Regions from separate parts of the Homo sapiens genome. Here region 1 is linked to region 2. A link is a contact called in ENCODE Hi-C or POLR2A ChIA-PET data. All regions are on one chromosome and are shown on one strand. The core of a region is the stretch at or near the end of the contact, and the rest is flanking DNA. Distances in the headings are between cores, read along the strand shown. Region 1 overlaps SLC26A8 (solute carrier family 26 member 8). Region 2 overlaps MAPK14 (mitogen-activated protein kinase 14).

Region 1 (2,828 bases), core at 312-2,811, 120 kb after region 2:
TATTCATATCAATTCATATGTATATTCAGAGTAGGGAATTAAATGGGTTTAATCTTCTTGCTGTTTTAATGCTATGCTTAATGGGAAAGACCTCTGGGATGAATTTGGATTCCATGCTTGCCTTAATTTTTGCTCAGATTTTGTCTTAAAAGTTACTTGTCAATGTGGAACTTGAAAGCCATTTTCTACAGAAATATGTGAGAGGTTTCCGTATATTAGCCCACAAAACCCCACTTTCCATGTAACATACCTAAAGGATAAGAATATTTTAGGTAAACTGGCCAAGTGTGGTGGCTCACGCCTGTAATACCAACACTTTAGAAGGCCGAAGTGGGTGGATCACTTGAGGTCAGGAGTTTGAGACCAGCCTGGCTAACATGGTAAAACCCCATCTCTACTAGAAATACAAAAAAAAAGAAAAAAAAAAAAACAATTAGCTGGGTGTTGTGGCGCACACATGTAATTCCAGCTACCCAGGAGGCTGACGCAGGAGAATCACTTGAACCTAGGAGACAGAGGTTGCAATGAGTTGAGATGGTGCCACTGCACTCCAGCCTGGGTGGCAGAATGAGATTCCGTCTCAAACAAACAAACAAAAAAGAATATTTCTGGTAAACTTACCATCATCTGCTAATGCTTTCCCCCTGTGGGAAGATGCATTCTCACACCTAGTCTGGAAAAGCAATAATACAACTCTACACACCTTGGCAGCAAAGCAAAAATTTTCCTGGCTTCTTCAAAAGGGCATGGCAAGGGGCTTTCATGACAGGGTGTCAGGTCTTTGTCTAGGAGAGCCTAGAGAATGTATAATTGTTCTACTTTTGTATAAGAGAAAATTATCTAGGTCAGATTTTCTGCAGGTATTCTGAGTCAGTAAACTAAATGTTTAGGCATGTGTTAAGCATACATAGAGAGAATGGTGGTCGAAAAGACTGTAGAGGCAAAGTGTCTAATTGCAGGCATGAGATTTTATAAGTCTAATGTTCATGAGTTTTGTTTTTTGTTTTTGTTTTTGTTTTGAGACACAGTCTTGCTCTGTCACCCAGGCTGGAGTGCAGTGACGCGATCTCGGCTCACTGCAACCTCCGCCTCCCAGGCTCAAGTGATTTTCCTGCCTCAGCCTCCCGAGTAGCTGGGATTACAGGCATCCGCCACGACATCCAGCTAACATTTGTATTTTTAGCAGAGATGGGGTTTTACTATGTTGGCCAGGCTGGTCTTGAACTCCTGAACTCAAGTGATCTGCCTGCCTTGGCCTCCCAAAGTGCTGGGATTACAGGCATGAACCACCGGGCCCGGCCCAATGTTCATGAGTTTTGAACTGACTAGATAAAATTACAACAGGCTAACCTGAGAGGTGTCCCATCTCAACTATGCAGAGTGACAAAATGTCAGAGAGCTATCGGAATTGAAACTGGGGTTGCCCGGGGAATGAGTCAGCATTCAGACGCCAGAGAAACAGTGGCAGAGGTCAAAGACAAGCTTCTGCTGCAGAAACATAGTAAAAGGTGTAGCCATGGTCAGAAACGAATGTGTCAGCAGAATGAACAGTCAACTTTCACATGGAAAGACAAAGTGTCATAGTCCATGGGCAAATATGTGGTGAAGCATAAGGTAAAAGGTAATACAAGTCAGAAAGATTAGGCAGGGGTGAGAGCCTGGGTATAGAGCAGGGGTGTCCAATCTTTTGGCTTCCCTGGCCCCACTGGAAGAAGGAGAATTGTCTTGGGCCACACATAAAATGCACTAATTCTAACAATAGCTGATGAGCTAAAAAAAAAAAAATCGCTAAAATATTTTATAATGTTTTAAGAAAGTTTACGAATTTTTGTTGGGCTGCATCCAAAGCTGTCCTGGGCCACATGTGGCCCCGCAGGCCTCAGGTTGGACAAGTTTGGTCTAGAATAAGACTACATTGTACCATTTTATGTGGACCAAGTTTTGTTTGTCACAGAGCTTCTTCCGGACACATTGGCCTTTTCCACTACTGCTTAATAGACAGAGAAATTTGGGCTATGTTCAGAAGAAGAGTGTTTTGTACAAGCATGCAAAAACTTTGGAGTCAAAGAGACTCCAAAGAGACTTGGAGAGTTTTAGAAGAAGAAATGGAAATGGAGATTCCAGAGATTAGTTCCACTAACTTTTTATGACATACTTTGTTTATTCAGTATATAAGCATAATGTAAATTTGGGAGACAAGATGTGCACGGCTAGAAAAAAACTAAATCACAGTGCAAGGAAAATTGAGTGCAGAATGAGGACGATTTTTAAAAAGCGGCATAAATATTGCAAGAAGGAGAATGATGGCAGAAGTGGGACTTTCATGGAGTACTGAAAGGGTTTAGGGTATGTGTAGATGGAAGGAGGAAGAAGGGCTTCAGTTCAGCCTCAGAGCTGTCTTAACAGCAGGATTCCACTTGTGCGTGCAATGCAGACTGGAGGAAGACTGGCTGTGCCAAATGCACTCATTGATTCTGGGAATAGAAAGGCCAAGTTTTGAGAGGGTTTTGGCAGACGATTGAATTTCCAACCCCTGAGCAAGCCCATTTTTAGCATTTTAGCCTGTTGAACAGAAGGTCTGCCTCAAAGGTAGCCTATGGCACTCATTTTGTTTTCCGCTGCCACCTTGTTCATCTGTGCAGCACAGTTCTGCCAGTGACACCTCTCAATGCAGTGCAGCGGCCCTCCACAGGGAGGCATGTCCCTAGGAATGCTGAGAAGCCCTCCCTGAGGCCTTGACATGCCCCTTGCAAATCCCTGGCTCAAGCAGAGAATGTTGCTGACCCCTGGCCCTACACATGGCAGCTGCCCAGACTATACTCTTGAGT
Region 2 (3,076 bases), core at 363-2,862:
AAGGCATAACTGGAGCTTGGCTCCATAGCTCTTTTTTTCTTTTGTTCAACTGCCTGGCAGCAGATCGAGGGAAAAAGAAAAGCTGGGCTTTCATGGCTTCTCTCATGCCTCTGGCCCAAGAAAATGACCAAGAGCAGGAAATCATAGCAAAAGTAAGCCAGACTCACATTCCCATGGCTTCTGTCTAAGTCCCTGCTTAGAAGCAAGAAAGCACTAGTTCCAAACTCTGTCTCAGGTTATCTAACTTATAATTACAAGGCAATAGGAGGAAAATTTATAACCACATTCCTGTGTATCTGAGGTATCAGGAGTGAAGCTGTTTCTTCTGAGTGGGGTCTAGGGACTGGGTAGAAAGGTCCCTCTGTTGGGAACAAACATTTTACATAGGATATGTGAGTATCTATTCTAAAACAATAAAAAATAACTTCTGGGAAGGGGCAACAGTGTGCAGACAATGTACATTTTATTCTTTTAGTGATTAAGTTAAACTAAATACATGGTGAAGCTCATGCTCTGAGAACAAACACTAGAAACAGTGAAAAGAGCTCTAGAGCATACGTGAAACTTCTGAGAAAGAAGAAAGTCAGGTCTTGAGGACAGAGACACAAAGTTTACATTAATCTCTTGGAATGAATTAGAATCTCAAATCTCATTGCTTTACTGGGATACTATTGTCTAATGGAGGCTCCCGTGATCTTAGTGTGTACCCAGATAGAGAATAAAACACACTTGTGCATGCAAGCAGGCACACATGCGTGCACGCACACACACACTCACACTGTCTTATACCTCACTCATCCGGGAAGTCAGCACACAAAGGGCATGTGTGCTTACAAACACACCCAGGTCAAAGTACAGATTGGTAGAAGGCAAGTGGCAGAGGCTCCCAACAGGGCAGATAATTACAAAGCATCAACTCACAGACTCTGAGGAGATTTTCTTCAAAAGCTCAGCCCCTGGGGTTCCAACGAGTCTTAAAATGAGCTTCAACTGATCAATATCTAATGGTGGACCATAAAGGAAAATGTTGGGACAAAATAAAAATGAAAAACAAACAATGACAAACAAAACAAAAACAAACAAACAGAACACACCGAGAACAAAAATGAAACACCCCAAACCTAGCCAACACGGTGAATCCCTCTAGGTCAAGGCTCCTGCAGGATGATCACTTCACGTAGGGCATGCTCCTCCTGTACAAAGATTCAAAATGCTACCAAACACATATCCACTTTATATTCATTTTATGCATCTGTCAACAGCATGTATCAGTAAAGTGAGGCAACTTTAGCTGGTTCTTAGCTGCCAAAGACAGCAGGTGAAAACACAAGAGCTTCACTCAGTTTACACTGCCCTCTTCATCTGCCATCACAGTGTCAGTAACCAGTTCAGCAAAGTGCACTGATAATTAGAGGGCCACAGATAAGGAAAAAAGCAGCAGAAGACAGGAGCTAGGGATGTACAAGTCTATTTATGAATATTCTCCCAAGCGTGACCTAAAGAGCTTGTGATATGACAGTGGAAGGCCTGTGAGACCCCAAAGCCTGACCACTGGAGCACACCCTCTGGAAAGGGAAGCCTCGCCTCTCACACTGGCTATAGCAGGCACTATGAGGGAGAGTCGCCAGCAGAGGGCGCTCTCCCATCGCATGTTCCTTTAGGAGCGCCATGAGAACGCAAATACAGGCGGTTTCAACCTTATAAAATGCAAATGAACAATGCTTAACAAACTTCACACATCCCAAAGGCTCTAAATAATAGGCCACAATGCCATAACTTTTATCCTGGTAGCTAACACTTCAATGTATACTCAGAATGTATGTGCATGTGTTAACCAGAAGACAAAAATTTGTTTGTTCTCATTGCTTTTAATCTTACCTAAAAAGGAAGTTAAAAAGAGGGGGAAAAATATTATAAAATAGCTTTTAATATTTCCTCTGAAAATGTGAACAGTTTATCCACGTTTATACTGACTGACATTCCAGGGAGGGAGAAGGGGAGGATGACTGTCTTCTGACCCATCAGGTTTTTCACATGACTAAATCCTCTTGGCTTCAGGTCTCAGCTTCAACTTCACCTCCTAAGGGAGGCCTCCCCTCAACACTCTATATACATAACACCCCACCCCCCAATTCTCTCTCAGCACCATGCTTGATAACATCATAGTGCTTATCACAGCCTAGAATTACTTTATTTGCTTACTGTCTGCCCCCTGTACTGGTCTACAGCTCTACGAGGACAGGGGCCACTCTGCCTCTTCACCATTTATCCCCAGCCTAACATCTGGTACATGACAGGTAGTCAAAATATTTGAGGAAAAGGTAGAGCAGGATGAAAGAAATTTTTGCTTATGGTTATACATATAAAGGCAACATAGCAGCACTTAAAAACAACAGTCTCTATAAGCCACAGGTGCCTACGTTATAGGAATAACTTAATGCAGTAATTTGACATCCTGTCTTTTACTTTCTTTCAGACATGAAATCAGCTTAAATGGAAGAAAATTCTAGGCTGGAGTCACCAAACCCCAGGCTCTGCCTGTTTTATATATAAAGTTTTATTAGAACACAGCCATGCCCATTCATTTATGTACAGTCTATAGGTGTTTCCAATTACAACAAGCACAGTTACCATATGGTTCCCAAGCCTAAAATATTAACTACCTGGCCCTTTCAGAAAAGGTGCGCCAAACCCCACCCTAAACCCAAACAACTTGTGTTCTTTAGCAAGCAAAAACAAACTAGAAACAAGTCCACTCACATTATTTCTAAATTAAGAATAACAGGGAATTTTGTCATCTGCAAATGGCAAAAATCATTGTGTTATAAAGGTTAAGATTTTAATACTGGCTTCTCAGTTCAAGATGTTGACAAGTAAAAAATCTTATAGCATATGTTCATGGGACAGAGTAGGAATGGGGGTGGGATGGATACTGTCTTGCTCTAAAATAATCAGATTAATTATATTACAATAGAAATCAGTAAAAAAAATTCTTGCTCATCTAAAATGACTCAATTCAAAAAATTTAGTTTCCTCACATTAACACTCTTCAGGAATATATTTAACTGGGTAGCCA

Evidence for each region. Hi-C counts contacts between places; a loop is a spot of excess contacts on that map. ChIA-PET counts read pairs that join two places held with the same protein, here RNA polymerase II (POLR2A). Pooled maps may share reads with other maps.
Region 1: a loop to region 2 is called in a map of Calu3, with 4 times the contacts of the local background. The contact joins two enhancer-like sites. A Hi-C loop is called at or near these places in 2 of 168 maps with a recorded cell type or tissue (Caco-2 and Calu3) and 4 of 50 pooled maps. POLR2A ChIA-PET finds 5 or more read pairs at or near these places in 5 of 52 experiments (HepG2, Panc1, SK-N-SH and 2 more).

Annotation. Positions count from the first base shown.
Region 1 is chr6:35,972,509-35,975,336 of GRCh38, reverse strand. All of the region lies in intron 10 of SLC26A8 (solute carrier family 26 member 8), which reads left to right. All of the region lies in intron 3 of LOC105375035 (a long non-coding RNA gene), which reads right to left. Among named protein-coding and RNA genes, the nearest start is that of SLC26A8, 51 kb to the left of the region's middle. Within about 2 kb of position 1,561, at least 4 of the 41 ENCODE cell types and tissues checked have a DNase peak (open chromatin) inside an H3K27ac peak, as active enhancers do.
Region 2 is chr6:36,093,912-36,096,987 of GRCh38, reverse strand. MAPK14 (mitogen-activated protein kinase 14) reads right to left here. Exons shown (of 12, transcript NM_139012.3): 9 at 922-1,001. Among named protein-coding and RNA genes, the nearest start is that of MAPK13, 35 kb to the left of the region's middle. Within about 2 kb of position 1,612, at least 10 of the 41 ENCODE cell types and tissues checked have a DNase peak (open chromatin) inside an H3K27ac peak, as active enhancers do.